Regions from separate parts of the Homo sapiens genome. Here region 1 is linked to region 2. Evidence: read pairs that join two places in POLR2A ChIA-PET (ENCODE). Cell type or tissue: OCI-LY7. All regions are shown on one strand. Links, peaks and the distances in the headings refer to the core of each region. The heading gives the core; the rest is flanking DNA.

Region 1 (5,859 bases), core at 1,800-5,799, 160 kb before region 2:
ACCCTTCCTTCAGAGTTTTCTGGTAAGTCTTCATTCTTAGCTATGAACTTCTAAAATTCGTCAAAATGAAGAAACCACCTTTTTATTTTTCAGCTTTTCTTTAGATCAAGCAAACAAAACAAACATAAATCCTTTGAATATTAACTAATGATGGAGATATCAGTAACTCTCATAGGACTGTTGTAAACGTTCCTATTTTTGAAAACTTAATCTCTTTTTTACCTTTTTTGCTATTCACTGCTTTCAGTTTACCCGCTTTGGTTGCCGGGTTAATTTCACCAAAACACTCCTTTCATTCTGTCACTCCTATCTATAAAAACTTTGAATGGCTTTCTATCGAAAACTGGATAAAGACTTAGTTCTCAGTCTAGTATTCAAGATTTTCTATTGTCTGGCCCCATTCCACTTTGTGTGTGTGTTTTGTCTCTTCAGCTGTATAGCAAAAGCCCTTAACTTAAAGCCAGAGCTGTTAGTTTGCGTCTTTTTGTTGGCTGGTGTTCTGTTTGTACACCCCCCATTCTCCCATCCCTACCCTGTGGACACAATAGGTGTTTTTAATATACATGTGTCAGATGAACAAATTATGTTTAAGATTTGTTTCTGTCAGAGACTGGGGCCTGATACTCTTGTCTATAAGACAATCTAAATTGAAAATATTTTTAGGGTCATATCTTCGCTCTTTTTTCTTGCTGCTGCTTAGATGAACTTGAATAACATTAAATCCAGAATAATTTATCAAGGGCTGTTTTAGATTTACCTTTTACATTATTTTAAGTTATAGAGATAATAAGTGACTACACTTCTCATTGTAATGATCTAACAGTAAATAGGGTAAAAATGGAAAGACCTCATCATCTTCATTCTTAGAGGGAATCATTTTGGTGTATATCTGTGTATTCTTATTTGGGTGGGCAGGGGGAGGTGACAGCTTTATTGAGATAAAATTAACATATCCCATTACAGTTCACCTCGTTAAAGTGCACAGTCAGGTAGTTTTTGGTATATTCACAAAGTTGTGTAACCATTAACCACAATCAGTTCTAGAATATTTTTTCACCTCGAAAAGCAACCCTACATCCTTTTAGCATCATCCCCTTCCCAAACCTTACCTCACTCTTAGCCCTAGGCGACTGATAATCTATTTTGAGTCTCTGTAGACTTGCCTATTTTGGGCATTTAATATAAATGGAATAAAAATATGTCACTTTTTGTGTCTGGTCTTGTATTCATTTTTTTCTCTGCATGGGCATTTAAATGTGTATGTCTGTATAATATTTTTAATTTATTGTGTGTGTGTATGTCTAGATGAGAACAAAACTAGGCACATAGAAGGAACTTAAGTGAATGTACATGTACATAAATATCTTTTCTAAAACTGTGAGACCATACCATATGTAGCATCCTACAGTTTGCTTTTTTTTACAATAGATAGTGAAGATCTTTCCATGACATGTCCAGACAATGAGATGGTCTCATTCTTTTTAACAGTGTGTAATATTTCCTATGTATGTTTATAGAGATTTACCTCTTGAATTTATCAGTGTATATGGTTAAAAGTTCTTAACAACTTGTTTTGATGGTTTTGCTATACACTACTGGTTTTTTTAAAAAAATAATTGCCACATTTAATGTAACCTCTGTAGTATTAATGCTGGAGTTTCACTTAACAATAGGAATGAAAACATCACAGGTAAGGGTTGTATAGCTTGAGGAGAAATGGAATGCAGGGTCTTTATGCAGTTCTGGCAGTGCTCAGCCAAAGCAATTCATTTTGTATTTGGGTTTCTGAATGTGAGCAAGCCTGTTTTTAAAAAAGCTCATGGCATAGTGCTTAAAATAGAACTTAACATGCTATCTTGTGCTTTATGGTGAATTTTAAGACTTTTTCTTGCAGTCATGCAAGTCTAATCTTAAAGATTGGAAAGATTTCAGAGTAAATATTTTTTCTCATATGTTAAAATCATCATTCTGGTCTATGGGCTTCTGTAAGTTACCCAAGAAGGGGACTGAAGAGGCACAGAACTGGCTCAGAAACTGGCTTATAGTAGATTCTCAGTAATTGTTATTTATTAAAGAATTATTTATCACATTCTGTTATTTATTATATTTTTGGGTATCTGCTGTGTATGAGGTACCAGGTTATTGGTGATTTTAATATATTATCACATATGTGTGTATATTTATTTAAATATTTCTGTTATAGCGGAATGTTTACTAAAAATTATCTTTTTAAAAATTATACAAGTAATGCATCAGTTCTTACAGAGGTTTTCAAAGTCTATTTCTCAGGCCTCTGGTGGTTCCCCGAAGTTTTTCTGAGGGTTCTCCAGGTCAAAATGATTTTCCTAATAATAGGCATTATTTACGTGCTGACATTTGCAAAATCAGTGGTGGGTAAAACTGCCAGCACCTTGGCACAAATTAAGGCATTGGTACTAAATTGTACTAGTAGTTGTGTTCTTCATCACTGTGCACTTGGAATTAAAAAAAAAAATGCCAGTTAAACTTTATGTCCTTGATGAAGCAATAAAACTTACTAATTTTATTGTATCTCAATCCTTGAGTACATTTAAAAATATATTTTGTATGATGAAATGAAAAGTACCTGTAAAACACTTTTATTGAATATCAAATCTGATGGTTAACTCAAGGAAAAGAACTTGTGCAGTTGAGTTGTGAGCTTTTTAAATGGAATACCATTTTTACTTGAAAAAATGGCTGGCAAAGTATGGTTATACAGACTAGGGTATTTGGCATACATTTTCATGAAAATAAACAAAGTGTGCCTGTCACTACAGGGAAAACAACTGACAATATTTGTTACTAATGATAAAATTTAAGCTTTCAAATGAAAATAGAACTTTGGAAGACATGTATTTGCCACTGTGAGCTTGACAGTTTCCCAATACTTGACTTTTTTGATAAGATCAGTGTGATATTAATGAATGTGTTATGTTGAAGTTGCATAGTGAAATATGTCAACATTTGGAAGAACTGCATAACTCAGTGAACTAATATTTTCCAAATAACCAATGCATGATATTACAAAATCATGCCTGGATAAAAAGATCCATTGGAAATGGAAGATAGACCAATGAATTTCAGTTTATCAGAGTGGGAAATATTCATTGATACGGTTTCAGATTCCTGCGTTGCAGCAGCCTTTAAGAACCTGCCATTTGTTGTGTTTTGGTGAAGGATCAAAGAATATCGAAAGTTATCTGAAAAGGCTAGAGCATTTTAATAAAAATACTCTATTTTTTCCCAACTCTATAGAGCTTCATAAGGCTAGATTTCCTTTATATTCTTCATCCAAAACAATCTAATACACAGATTGAATGGAAAAGTAGATGTGAGAATCAAGATGTCTTTATTAAGCTAGATGTTAAAGAGATTTGCAAAAATGTAAAACCATGATAGTCTTCTAATTTTTATTAAAAATATTTTTTAAATATGAGATTTATGTTAACAAGTAATGGATTAATTAATTAATTTGTTTTTTGAGATGGGCTTTGCCATGTCGCCCAGGCTGGTCTCGAAGTCGGGGGCTCCAGTGATCGCCTGCCTCGGCCTCCCAAAGTGTTAGGATTACGGCGTGAGACACCATGCCCAGCTATTATTTTTTTTTAAATGACAAATCTTTTAAAGTTTTCTGCTTTAACTGCAAATACAGTAAATATTGATAGATTTAATCGACATAAAGTTTTTTTGCGGGGGGGATGGTCCTCCACTTTCAAGAGTCCCAAGAGCAAAAACTTTGAAAACTTGATCTTTTTTAAAATTTAAAATTTACAGTACAGCAGTGCCTAATTTAAAATGGGACGATCCCTTTCACCTTCCCACTCATGGTATTTTTTATAACTTAAAAGGAAAAATAAGGCTGGGGGCAGTGGCTCACACCTGTAATTCCAGTGCTTTGGGGGAGACCTAGGCAGGCAGAGTGCTTAAGCTCAGGGGTTCCAGACCAGCCTGGACAACATGGCAAAACCACATCTCTACCAAAAATACAAAAAATTAGCTGGGCATGTTGATGCGCACCTGTGGTTCCAGCTGCTTGGGAGGCTGAAGTGGTAGGATTTTTTGATCCTGGGAGACAGAGGTAGCAGTGAACTGAGATCCACTGCACTCCAACTGGGTGACAGAGTGAGACCCTGTCTCGAGAAAAAAAAAAAAAAAGAAAAAATTTATTTCTAGTGATCTCTTACAAGGCAGTTTGCTAAGCAGAGTTATTTAATTAAATCCTGCATCTCTGTAAGTAATGCTAAACGGTAGTAGCTTGCATTGCACTGAACGAATGTGCTTGAAGTACTTTTTTTTTTTTTTTTTTTTTGGAGACAGGGTCTCCCTCTCTTGCCCAGGCTGGAGTGCAGTGGTATGATCATGGCTCACTGCAGCTTCGAACTCCTGGGCTCAAATGATCCTTCCACCTCAGCCTCCTGAGTAGCTAGGACTTCAGGTGCTTGCCACCATGCTCAGCTGACTAAAAGCTTTTTTTTTTTTTTTTTTTTTTTTTTTTGGAGATAGGGTCTTGCTGTGTTGCCCAGGCTGCTCTCAGACTCATGTGATCCTCATGCCTCAGCCTCCTAAAAGTGTTGGAATTCAAGGTGTTGAGCCACTGCACCTGGCTTGAAGTACTTGTAATCAGTAATGGTGTGGGAAATATATAACTTAATTTTTTCAAGGTTATGTTTTTTCTTTTTTCTTTTTTTTGAGACAGAGTCTCGCTCTGTTGCCCAGGTTGGAGTGCAGTGACATGATCTCGGCTCACCACAACCTCCGCCTCCTGGATTCAAGCAATTCTTCTGCTTCAGCCTCCCGAGTAGGATGCGCACCACTGTGCCCAGCTAATATTTGTGTTTTTAGTAGAGATGGGCTTTCACCATGTTGGCCAGGCTGGTCTTGAACTGCTGACCTCAGATCATCCACCTGCCTCAGCCTCCCAAAGTGCTGGGATTACAGGTGTGAGCCACCATGCCTGGCCTGATTGCTTTTTCTGTAGTAAAATATAAGAATCATATGAATAAATGAAAAATTCCCTAACTTAATATTAGCCAAGAACTTCCTCTCCAGCAGAGCTTAGCTCTTACCAAATATATATGATTGATTTGCATTCTACCTATTTTGTTTTTTTCCTTTCCCTTTTGTGGGATAAACTTGAAACAGGACCTAGAAATTGTAAGACTCTGAATGCTTTTCAGTTTCTTTCTGCATTTCTTTAGAGTGGTGTGTGAAAAACTTCAGCCTCTGTTCCTTAAACATCTTTCCCCAGGGTGTCAAAGTAAGACTGGAAAAGGAATATTTTTGTCCCAGAAGTTATTCTAATATGTGATTTCAAAATCAGGTAGCATCTTAAAGGTTAAAGACCTTTAAAAAAAAAGTATAGTATTTTGTGTCTAATTGAATCATAATCAGGGAAAAGAACATGAATTTTAGAATTGCCATTAGTCTTCACCTCTGAATTTAGATAGTCCCAGGAATGAGATTAATGGTCTTCTAAGTGTGAGTAGGTCTGGTCTGTCCATTTTTTCCCGAGAGGAATTCTATAATCTCTTGTTGAGGCTACTTACCTGGCTGATAATGTTTGGGGAACAAGGCAGGATAAAGGTGTCCCACTTATGAGTATGCAGACTTTGCTTAATCTCCACTTTTAGATTTGTGCCTCACCCTTGATCTTAGTTCCATGCTGGTCTGAGTCTGGAGCCTCTCTGGTTCAGTTGTTCCAGTAATCCTCTGGCCTCTTGTGTTACGAGAGGCTAGTGGGCATGGTAGGGAAGTTGTCTCATGGATATTTAGTTAGAGGAGACCTGAGGGTGTAACCATCCTGTATGTTCAGATTTTCTAACAGCCCCCTTGTACCTT
Region 2 (6,606 bases), core at 2,607-6,606:
CCTAGGTCAGCTAAGTCTTCCTGTCCCCTCTACTCGGTATCTTCCACCCCCTCACTGAACACCAACTATGTGCAATGCTAGGTCTTTACCTGCACTATCTCATCTAATCCACGCATCTGCTTTACAGATGAGGATACTGAGGCTTAGAGGGATTAGGTGCTTAGCCAAAGCCACCCGTGTAGTAAGGAGCTGTGGCAACAATTCCTTTTGTCAGCCTATTTCCCACCCACTGCTTCTTCTGGTAAGACATGATATTTTCTTAGCCACAGGAAGGGCCAGTGATCTAGACTGGCCCAGTGGGACTTTTCCAACTGCAGGTGAGGAAAAGAGCTCCTTCCTTTATAGTGCTGGGTTCTAAGGGTGCAAGCCCAGGACTGCCTACAGCCAAGGTTCCACCCTCAAGGGACATCCAGGTAAGAATGAAGTAGCCTCGCAGAGAGGATCAGGGAAAGGGGGAGAAAAAGTGCTGACAGTGTTCATGTTGCCAGTTCATGATCTGGCCATATGAGCCAACACATTCCTTTTTGCTAAGGATGGTGCAGTTCACACTGGCTTTCTGTCACTTGCAACCCAGTCGTCCTGAATAACACACACAATTCAAACCTGGGTTTATGTTAATTCAAGACCTGTGCTCTTAATAGCTTGCTATTCTGTTTTTTTGTTTTGTTTTTTGGAGACAGGGTCACCTAGGCTGGAGTACAGTGGTGTGATCACAGCTCACTGCAGCCTTGGCCTCCCAGGCTCAAGCATTCCTTCCACCTCAGTCTCCTGAGTAACTGGGACCACAGGTGCATGCCACTATGCCCAGCTAATTTTATTTTATTATTATTATTATTATTATTATTATTTTTTGTAGAGATGAGGTCTCACTATGTTGCCCAGGCTGGCCTCAAATTCCTGGGCTCAATAATCAACCCACATCAGCCATCCATAGTGCTGGGATTACAGCTGTGAGCCACCATGTCTGGCCAACAGCTTGCTATTCTGTTTTTGATTACTAGGCTTATCAGGAGATCAGGTTAGAAAGGGATCTCCCTCCCCCCTCCCCCAACCCTCCCCCTCTCCCTCGCTTCTTCCTTCTCCCTCTGTTGCTGAGGCTGGACTGTACTGCCGTGATCTCAGCTCCCTGCAACCTCCCTGCCTCGGGCTCCCGTGATTCTCCTGCCTCGGCCTGCCGAGTGCCTGGGATCGCAGGCACACGCCGCCACACCTGACTGGTTTTTGTATTTTTGGTGGAGACGGGGTTTCGCCGTGTTGACCAGGCTGGTCTCCAGCTCTTGACCTCGAGTGATCTGCCCGCCTCGGCCTCCCGAGGTGCTGGGATTGCAGACGGAGTCTCGCTCACTCAATGCTCAATGTTGCCCAGGCTGGAGTGCAGTGGCGTGATCTCGGCTCGCTACAACCTCCACCTCCCAGCCGCCTGCCTTGGCCTCCAAAAGTGCTAAGATTACAGGCTCTGCCCGGCCGCCACCCCATCTAGGAAGTGAGGAGCGTCTCTGCCTGGCCGCCCATCGTCTGGGATGTGAGGAGCCCCTCTGCCCGGCCACCCCATCTGGGAGGTGAGAAGCGCCTCTGCCCAGCTGCCCATCGTCTGGGATGTGAGGAGCGCCTCTGCCCGGCCGCCCCGTCTGGGAAGTGAGGAGCGCCTCTGCCCAGCTGCCCCGTCTAGGAAGTGAGGAGCGCCTCTGCCTGGCTGCCCATCGTCTGGGATGTGAGGAGCGCCTCTGCCCGGCCGCCCCGTCTGGGAAGTGAGGAGCGCCTCTGCCCAGCTGCCCCGTCTGGGAAGTGAGGAGCCCCTCTGCCCGGCTGCCCTGTCTGGGAGGTGAGAAGCGCCTCTGCCCGGCTGCCCATCGTCTGGGATGTGAGGAGCGCCTCTGCCCGGCCACCCCGTCTGGGAAGTAAGGAGCCCCTCTGCCCGGCCGCCCCGTCTGGGATGTGAGGAGCCCTTCTGCCCGGCCGCCCCGTCTGGGAGGTGAGGAGCCCCTCTGCCCGGCCGCCCCATCTGGGAGGTGAGGAGCACCTCTGCCCAGCCGCCCCGTCTGGGAGGTTAGGAGCCCTTCTGCCTGGCCGCCCCATCTGGGAAGTGAGGAGCACCTCTGCCTGGCCGCCACCCCGTCTAGGAAGTGAGGAGCGCCTCTGCCTGGCTGCCCATCGTCTGTCTGGGAGGTGAGAAGCGCCTCTGCCCGGCCGCCCCGTCTGGGAGGTGAGGAGCGTCTCTGCCCGGCTGCCCATCGTCTGGGATGTGAGGAGCGCCTCTGCCCGGCCGCCCCGTCTGGGAGGTGAGGAGCGCCTCTGCCCGGCCGCCCCGTCTGGGAGGTGTGGAGCACCTCTGCCTGGCCGCCCCGTCTGGGAAGTGAGGAGCGCCTCTGCCCAGCCGCCCCGTCTGGGAAGTGAGAAGTGCCTCTGCCCGGCCGCCCGGTCTGGGAGGTGTACCCAACAGCTCCGAAGAGACAGCGACCATTGAGAATGGGCCATGATGACGATGGCAGTTTTGTCAAAAAGAAAAGGGGGAAATGTGGGGAAAAGAAAGAGAGATCAGATTGTTACTGTGTCTGTGTAGAAAGAAGTAGACATAGGAGACTCCATTTTGTTCTGTACTAAGAAAAATTCTTCTGCCTTGGGATGCTGTTAGTCTATAACCTTACCCCCAACCCCGTGCTCTCTGAAACATGTGCTGTGTCCACTCAGGGTTAAATGGATTAAGGGTGGTGCAAGATGTGCTTTGTTAAACAGATGCTTGAAGGCAGCATGCTCGTTAAGAGTCATCACCACTCCCTAATCTCAAGTACCCAGGGACATAAACACTGAGGAAGGCTGCAGGGTCCTCTGCCTAGGAAAACCAGAGACCTTTGTTCACGTGTTTATCTGCTGACCTTCTCTCCACTATTATCCTATGACCCTGCCACATCCCCCTCTCTGAGAAACACCCAAGAATGATCAATAAATACTGAAAAAAAAAAAGAAAAGGATCAGCGTGGCCTAGGGCAATACACAAAGCTTGCATGAGGGAAGGGAGCCTCAAAGCACGGATGGATGAATCTAACTAGGCAGAAAAGCAGGAAAGCAGGGTAAAGGCCTGGAGGTGGAAGTGAAGAAGGTTCTGCATGGAGCTGAGATGCCTGGCTTACTGGAGCCAGAGAAAGAGAAGGGACGGGCGGCTCGATCTTCAGACTGGACAGATAGCCAGTAACCCTGAGGACTGCTCAGTGGTCTGAGACGAGTGACCAACACAGAGGCCCCACCCAGCTCCTTCCTCAGTAGCCATCAGGGTAAGGCCTCAAAAAGCAGAGAGTGATAACCTCCAGGCCCAGAGAACTTGGGTGGCGAAAGAGGTAACAGCCTTCAGTTTCTTGCTCTGATACCTCCAAACTTGGCAAAAAGTAGGATGTTCGGTACGAGGAATAAAGGGATTTTGGAAGCATGAACACTTAGATGTGTGTATCTGGAAGTTATGTGTACCCAGCATACACTAGAGGCTCAGTGACTACCTCCTCCTCCACCTCAGGAAGCACCTTGGTCAATGAGAATCCCTGTCATTAGTCCAGCCTAACTTAGTAGGACAGGAAAAAAAAAAAAAGAGGGGGGCTGGGCCCAGTGGCTCATGCCTGTACTCCCAGCATTTTGGGAGGCTGAGGTGTACAGATCACCTGAGGTCAGGAGTTCGAGACCAGCCTGGCCAACACAGTGAAACCCTGTCTCTATATAAAAATACTAAATTAGCCAGGCTTGGTGGTGTGCGCCTGTAATCCCAGCTACTTGGGAGGCTGAGGCAGGACAATCACTTAAACCTGGGAGGCGGAGGTTGCAGTGAGCCAGGATCACGCCATTGCACTCCAGCCTGGGCAGTAAGAGTGAAACTGTCTCAAAAAGAAAACAACAACAACAACAACAACAACAAAAAACAACTCTAAAAAATTAAAAATTAAAAATTAAAAATTAACTGGGTATGGTGGCACACATCTGTAGTTCCAGCTACTCAGGAGGCAGAAACAGGATGATCACTTAAGCCTGGGAGGTCAAGGCTGCAGTGAGCTATGACCGTACCACTGCACTTTAGCCTGGGTGACAGAGTAAGACCTTATTGCAAAAAAAAAAAAAAAAAAAAAAAAAGCAGGCACACAGAGTGGACACTCAGCAACCAGCTTGCAAATCAAGATTAGACTGGGCACAGTGGCTCATGCCTGTAATCCCAGCAGTTTGGGAGGGTGAGCTGGGCAGATCACATGAGGCCAGGCATTCAAGACCAGCCTGACCAACATGACGAAACTCCGTCTCTACTAAAAATACAAAAATTAGCCCAGCATGGTGGTGCACACCTGTAATCTCAGCTACTGGGGAGGCTGAGGCATGAGAATTGCTTGAACCTCACAGGCAGAGGTTGCAGTGAGCTGAGATGGCACCACTGCACTGCCTGGGCAATACAAAAAGACTCTGTCTCAAAAAAAAAAAAAAAAAAAAAGATTAATCAGCACCTGCCTGGTTTTCTTCTCCTGGAACTCTGCCCACGGGAGGCAGATCATGGAATGGTAAAGGCATCCTCTCCCCCAGCTCATGTCCTGAGGATGAGCAACCTCAACCCTGTCCCAAGTTCCTGGCTCCACAGACTTAGCACACTGAGCCCCCAGCCTGTGCCAGCTAGGTCTCAATCACTAGCAAATGCTGCTGAAAACAATGGTGATGGCACAATGGCAGATAACCTGAAACAAGGTTAGACTCTTCTCTCCTTCCCAGCTTTCCAAGTCTACCATATGGGGACAATGACACCACGACAGTTGAGGAGTGCATGCCATACACTTAAAATCCTCAAGGCAGTCAGCAGCATCTGCAGGGCTGCCTGGCAGAAAAGGAAGGGGTTTCATCCTGAACAAGTCAAGCGGTAACCCACAAATGGGGACCACAGAGAGACTAATTTTGCTTCTATTTAAAGAATGGTGACATACAAGACAATGAAAAGCTTGAACAGAAAAAAAACTAAGGAAATGAAGGCAAATATAATGAGAGAATAAAGAAAGGCAACTAGAAACTCCAAGAAAAACAAAAGTAACATAAGAAAGCAAATGTAACTGTTAAACATTATTTGGCTCTGTTGGAACAATATTTATTAAATACATGGCTTAAATAACATACACATTTTATATTAATTTTCAATGTTTAGAGTCAATCCACAGATAAAACATGGAAGATAATTACGGTTTTAAAGCAGCAGATAATTATAGTCTACTTTGATAACATGAAAACAGAGGACAGAAATTGTAGGAAGGGGTGAGGAAAGCTAAAGTTTAGGGTAGGGGACTAATATCATCTTTTTATTTTAGTTTTGGAGACAAGGTCTTGCTCTGTCACCCAGGCTGGAGTGCAGTGACACAGTCATGGCTCATTGCAGCCTTGACCTCCCAGGCTCAAGCAATCCTCCCATCTCAGCCTCCTGAGTAGCTGGGACCACAGAAAGGCATGTGCTGTCACACATGGCTAATTTTTAAAATTTTTCCTTTTTTCTAAAAGGAATCAAAGGCTGGGCGCAGTGGCTCATGCCTGTAATCCCAGTACTTTGGGAGGCCAAGGCAGGTGGATCACCTGAGGTCAGGAGTTAGAGACCAGCCTGGCCAACACGGTGAAACGTCATCTCTACTAAAAATACAAAAATTAGATGGGCGTGATGGTGGGCACCTGTAATCCCAGCTACTCGGGAGGCTGAGGCAGAATTGCTTGAACTCTGGAGGTGGAGGTTGCAGTGAGCCAAGATGGCACCACTGCACTCTAGCCTAGGGGACAAGAGTGAAACTCCATCTCAAAAAAAGAATAAAATAAAATAAACCAAGAAATAGCAGTTGAGTGTAGTTTTTAAGAGTGTGGACTTGGCTGGGCGCGGTGGCTCAGGCCTGTAATCCCAGCACTTTGGGAGGCTGAGGCGGGTGAATCACAAAGTCAGAAGTTTGAGACCAGCCTGGCCAACATGGTGAAACGCCGTCTCTACTAAAAATACAAAAAATTAGCTGGGCGTGGTGCCGAGCACCTGTAATCCCAGCTACTTGGGAGGCTGAGGCAGGAGAATCGCTTGAACCCGGGAGGCGGAGATTGCAGTGAGCTGAGATCATGCCACTGCACTCCAGCCTGGGTAACAGTGTGAGACTCCATCTCAAAAAAAAAAAAAAAAAAGAGTCTGGACTTTGGAGACTGTTTGGGTTCATATCCCAGCTCTGCCACTAACCAGATCTTGAGCAAGTCACTTAACTTCTTGGGCCTTAATGTCCTCATTTGTAAAATGGAGATAATAGTAGATCCTATCCCTTTTTTTTCTTTTTTGAGACGGAGTCTCACTCTTGTTGCCCAGGCTGGAGTATAATGGCGCGATCTTGGCCCACCGCAACCTCCGCCTCCTGAGTTCAAGTAATTCTCCTGCCTCAGCCTCCCGAGTAGCTGGGACTACATGCGCATGACACCATGCCTGGCTAATTTTTGTATTTTTAGTAGAGACAGGGTTTCTCCATGTTGGTCAGGCTGGTCTTGAACTCCTGACCTCCTGATCCGCCCATCTCGGCCTCCCAAAGTGCTGGGATTACAGGCATGAGCCACCACACCTGGCCAGTAGATCGTATCTCAAGGGTC

The links. ChIA-PET counts read pairs that join two places held together with the same protein. Peaks named below come from ENCODE experiments on the same cell type or tissue, not always from the same donor. Only the 100,000 strongest peaks of a DNase experiment are listed, where the experiment ranks them.
Region 1: POLR2A ChIA-PET joins it to region 2 with 10 read pairs; 11 of 35 experiments call an interaction of 5 or more read pairs at or near these places.

What each region holds. Positions count from the first base shown.
Region 1 is chr15:68,061,428-68,067,286 of GRCh38, forward strand. The region is part of intron 1 of PIAS1 (protein inhibitor of activated STAT 1); the gene reads left to right. Among named protein-coding and RNA genes, the nearest start is that of PIAS1, 10 kb to the left of the region's middle. In OCI-LY7, for the core only: no CTCF peak of the experiment used is centred there; no DNase peak of the experiment used is centred there.
Region 2 is chr15:68,220,181-68,226,786 of GRCh38, forward strand. The region is part of intron 1 of CLN6 (CLN6 transmembrane ER protein); the gene reads right to left. Among named protein-coding and RNA genes, the nearest start is that of CLN6, 6.2 kb to the right of the region's middle. In OCI-LY7, for the core only: no CTCF peak of the experiment used is centred there; a DNase peak (open chromatin) is centred at 4,861; H3K4me3 peaks cover 1,324 bases; H3K27ac peaks cover 1,556 bases.